Regions from separate parts of the Homo sapiens genome. Here region 1 is linked to region 2. Evidence: read pairs that join two places in POLR2A ChIA-PET (ENCODE). Cell type or tissue: Panc1. All regions are shown on one strand.

Region 1 (2,500 bases), 120 kb before region 2:
ATTAATTGTGTGCCCAAAGAAATCTGAGAAGTTTTACTATGTGAATATTAGATCACGCATTTATGTTTTAAAAAAAAGAGAGAGAGAGAGAGGAGAATCAGAGTTATGATTTCTGGGTCTTTTTTTTTTTTATTAAAAATTAAGGTAAGTAGTATTTCTCAAATAAGGAACTTTAGCTGTTTATCCTCAGGCTTTGGAGAACAGTGTTCTGATTGATTACGTTTTTTATTGCCTTTGGTTTTTATGTATTCTGTACAATTTTTAAAGATTCAGCAAACAAAATACATTTAACAATAAAATTCATACTGAATATTATTTTTGATTCAAGGAAACTTTTGTAGTGGCTTGAGGTCTGTGAGGGTTATATTATCAATATTGACCAGTAATGTAAAACTATATATTTTTGATCTTTCTGGTTATCTGCCTTGCCAGTTTAAAGTGTTGAAAGCGGCATAATTAATACTGGTTAAAAAAGAAGTTGTAGTGCATGCTAGTGCTTCAGAAGAAGCTCTCCTTTTACATCTTCCATTCTCCCACATGAAATGTCGTTCATAAACATTCTTAGCTTAATTTCTAAACTTACTAACTTCCATTTAAACTGGTTAAAAATTGGTTACCGGTTGTAATATGTGTTTTTCTTTGTATTAGCCATCCAGTATTGTGCTAGAGGAGGACCACAAAGTGGAAGAGTCCTGTGCCATTAAAAACAACAAGGAAGCTTTCAGTGTAAGTTTGGACATTTCAGTTTTGAATTCAGCCAATAGGTGTTTCCTATCCTATGTCAACTGGGTGGCGTTTAAAAGATAAAGTAGTATAGTCATATGTCTTCACTTGATAACAGCATCTTTTTGTGGTAAATAGCAGTTTGGACTTTAGCCTCAGTTTGCTGTTTAATAATGATTGCGTTGTGACCTGGGGCACAGTAAACATACTTTGGAGAACTTTGTTTTTGTATTGACCAACCACTGTGTTTATTCAAGAAGTTGGATGAAGATATAGAAAGCATGCTTGTTGAACTTATACATGGCTAAAGCTGAGAGGGATAGATAGCTAATGTAACAGATGGCAAATTTGGAATTTAAAGTGTTGACAGTCTCAAATGGTGGGTGAAAAACAGAAGAAGTTAACAGGGATGACCTACATTTAGGCTACAGCCTTTCAATACCTGTGCAAAATTCGTTAGTGTTAATACAATGTAGTAGTATGATTTTGCAGCTTATAATTTTTTTTTTTTTTTTTTTGAAACGGAGTCTTGCCCTGTCGTCCAGGCTGGAGTGCAATGGTGCAATCTCGGCTCACTGCAACCTCCGCCTCCCGGGTTCAAGCAATTCTCCTGCCTCAGCTTCCCGAGTAGCTGGGATTACAGGCACCCGCCACCACGCCCAGCTAATTTTTGTATTTTTAGTAGGGACAGGGTTTCACCATGTTGGCCAGGCTGGTCTCGAACTCCTGACTTTGTGATCCACCCTCCTTGGCCTCCCAGAGTGTTGGGATTACAGATGTGAGCCACTGTGCCCAGCGCAGCATATAATATTTTAAAAGGTAATGTAATAGTGGATTCTATAATATTGAAGGAAAACTGGTTTTCATGTTTATGTAGTATTATCCCATATTAGTATACCACAATTTTAGGCTGGGTGCAGTGGCTCACATCTGTAATCCCCAGTGTTCTGGGAGGCCAAGGTGGAAGGATTACCTGAGTCCAGGAGTTCCAGACTAGCCTGGGCAACATAGCCAGAACTCATCTCTATGAAAAATTCTTAAGAAATTAGCCAAGTGTGGCTGGGCGAAGTGGCTCACACCTGTAATCCCAGGACTTTGGGAGGCTGAGGCCGATGGATCACTTGAGGTCAGGAGTTCGAGACCAGCCTGGCTGTCATGGCGAAACCTTGTCTCTACTGAAAATACAAAAATTAGCCAAGTGTGGTGGTGCACACCTGTAGTCCCAGCTACTCGGGAGACTGAGTCACGGAAATTGCTTTGAACCCAAGAGACTGAGGCTGCAGTGAGCCGAGATTTGCCACTGCACTCCAGCCTGGACAACAGAGTGAGACTCTGTCTCAAAAAAAAAAAAAATTAGCCAAGTGTGGTGGCATGGACCTGTAGTCCCAGCTACTCAGGAGGCTGAAGTGGGAGGACTGCTTGAGGTCAAGGCTGCAGTGAGCCATGATTGTGCCACTGCACTCCAGTCTAGGTGACAGAGCAAGACCCTGTCTCAGAAAACAAACAAACAAACAAAATATATATATATATGTATGTATAGATACATATGTGTATATAAAAAAGAAAGAGATATGGGCCTACTGGGATGATGAAGAGCCCACAGACTTTATTGAAAGAAAAATTTACAAAGGATGTCGCATCTCTACAAATAGGATAAAGGTTGTTATTTGTAAAAGACTAAAACTTATTTTAAATCACCCTTTAAAGTGCCAAGTGGCAGAATTAAGACCAGTGATTGAATTGAGTACAAGAAGGTACATTTCAACTCAACCTTTAG
Region 2 (2,500 bases):
AGAGACAGGTTTTTACCATGTTGGCCAGGCTGCTCTCAAACTCCCAACCTCAGGTGATCCACCCACCTTGGCCTCCCAAAGTGCTGGGAGGCGTGAGCCATCGTGCCTGGCCTATTTACTTTTTTATTTTTTTGAGGTGGAGTCTCACTCTGTCACCCAGGCTGGAGTGCAGTGGTACAACTGTGGCTCACTGCAGCCTCAAACCCTTGGGCTCAAGCAATCCTCCCACCTCAGCTTCCTGAGGAGTGGGACCACAGGCGCACACCACTATGCCCGGCTAATTTTTTTTATTATTTGTACAGACAGGGTCTTCCTTATGTTGTCCAGCCTGGTCTCGAACTCCTGGGCTCGAGCAGTTCTCCTGCCTGGGCCTCCCAAAGTGCTGAGATTACAGGCATGAACCACTGTGCCCAGCCACAAGTTTGTTTTGAAGCAGGAGCAGTTCTTTCTTTTTTTTTTTTTTTAAATAGCCCAGAGGTCCTTTATTTTATTTTATTTTTTAACATCTATTATGCCATGAATTCATAGGGAATAGGTTCCAGCAGCTCAGGCTCCTTCCCATTGGTTCTCACAAAGTGTGCTTCTCTGGGTGGAGCAGGCTGGCGCTTGAGTTGAACCCAGGTCCCTTGCTCTTTGGCTTCTTTCTTTTTCTGATCATTTTCCTTCACGCGTTTCAGGAAGCTATCTTGGCTCTTAGAGTGCTTAATGTGCTCCATACGCACATTATTTCTCTTGGCAAGAATCTTGCCCTTGTTTGTTTACAACAATGCCAACAGCATGCTGGGTAACATTGTAGACTTCCACTTTTGCCATGGTAACACTTGTGGGGCATTCCTTTTTGAACAGTACGCATTCCTTTGATGTCTACAATATCACCTTTCTTTTTTTTATTTTTATTTTATTATTATTATACTTTAAGTTTTAGGGTACATGTGCACATTGTGCAGGTTAGTTACATATGTATACATGTGCCATGCTGGTGTGCTGCACCCATTAACTCGTCATTTAGCATTAGGTATATCTCCTAATGCTATCCCTCTCCTCTCCCCCCACCCCACAACAGTCCCCAGAGTGTGATGTTCCCCTTACTGTGTCCATGTGTTCTCATTGTTCAATTCCCACCTATGAGTGAGAACATGCGGTGTTTGGTTTTTTGTCCTTGCGATAGTTTACTGAGAATGATGATTCCCAATTTCATCCATGTCCCTACAAAGGACATGAACTCATCATTTTTTATGGCTGCAATATCACCTTTCTTATAGATTTGCATATATGTGGCCAAAGGAGCAACTCCATTTTTTCTAAAAGGCCTAGAGAACATATATCGGGTGCCTCTCCTCTTTCGCTTTGTGTTCGTCATTTTGGCGAATTACTGGAAGATGGCGGTTCCGGCCGAAAGGCGAAGCAGGAACATTTCTGTTAGAAAAATAAAGTGAGGTCCAAGAGTGGTGGCTCACGCCTGTAATCCCAACACTTTGGGAAGCTGAGGTGGGCAGATCACTTGAGCCCAGGAGTTCAAGACCAGCCTGGGCAACATGGCAAAACCCTGTCTCCACAAAAAATACAAAAAAAAATAGCCTGTTTGGTGGTGTGCACCTGTAGTTTCAGCTACCCAGGAGGTTGAGGTGGGAAGATCCCCTAGCCCGGGAGGTCAAGGTTGCAGTGAGCCATGATGGTGCCACTGCACTCTAGCCTGGATGACAGAGTGAGACCCTGTCTCAAAAAAAAAAAAAAAAGTATTTTCTAAGAAAAGCAATAATGAACTTGGTGAACAGCCTTAATGACTGCATATTAGATTGGCTGTCTCATTATTGCAACATATTAGGCATCAAATCACTCTGGTAATATAAGTCAGCCAGGTAAGTTTCTTTGCCAGACTTCCTTCAAGAGAACTCTTAGAGTCAAAGAGAAGCTAAAGCAAAGAAGTTGCTGGTGGAAATGATGGAATGTAGTACCTAGTTACTAGTAGGGACCACAAACGATTAAGCTATAGAGTGATGTTCATCTCTTTATTTTAACCTTCTCTTCTTCCAGGTTGGTGGCACTAAGGCTGGTGTAGTCCGGTTTCTTGGGGAGACCGACTTTGCCAAGGGGGAGTGGTGTGGCGTGGAGTTAGATGAGCCACTTGGGAAGAATGATGGCGCTGTTGCTGGAACAAGGTTTGTTTGGCGTTGTGCAACATCTTGTGTCACTCTTGTACGTGACGATGCTCAGGCCAGTCTCACCAAGCGTGTATCATAACATGGAAAGTTGTGTTTGGAAGAGTGGCACTTTTATTTCCTAAGACCCATCTGCTAATTTTTTTTCCCCACACTAAAATTGGGGCTGTTCTTTTTGACTGTCTCCTTAGTAATACATGTAGTATGTCTGAGTAGATTCTGAACAAGCATTCTGTTTATTTTTCAAAATAGGAAATACCATGTTATCTGTCTGGCTTCTCTCCCTTTTGATAGGAGTTGACTTCTGAAAGAATACCTGGGCGTCTGGGGAGGGGGCGGGG

What was found. Peaks named below come from ENCODE experiments on the same cell type or tissue, not always from the same donor. Only the 100,000 strongest peaks of a DNase experiment are listed, where the experiment ranks them.
Region 1: POLR2A ChIA-PET joins it to region 2 with 5 read pairs; 6 of 35 experiments call an interaction of 5 or more read pairs at or near these places.

The regions. Positions count from the first base shown.
Region 1 is chr12:122,487,612-122,490,111 of GRCh38, reverse strand. It overlaps ZCCHC8 (zinc finger CCHC-type containing 8), which reads left to right. Exons shown (of 14, transcript NM_017612.5): 5 at 649-726. Among named protein-coding and RNA genes, the nearest start is that of ZCCHC8, 12 kb to the left of the region's middle. In Panc1, no CTCF peak of the experiment used is centred here; no DNase peak of the experiment used is centred here.
Region 2 is chr12:122,363,642-122,366,141 of GRCh38, reverse strand. CLIP1 (CAP-Gly domain containing linker protein 1) reads left to right here. Exons shown (of 26, transcript NM_001247997.2): 4 at 2,035-2,159. It also overlaps the pseudogene RPL21P1. Among named protein-coding and RNA genes, the nearest start is that of CLIP1-AS1, 31 kb to the left of the region's middle. In Panc1, no CTCF peak of the experiment used is centred here; no DNase peak of the experiment used is centred here; H3K27ac peaks cover 428 bases.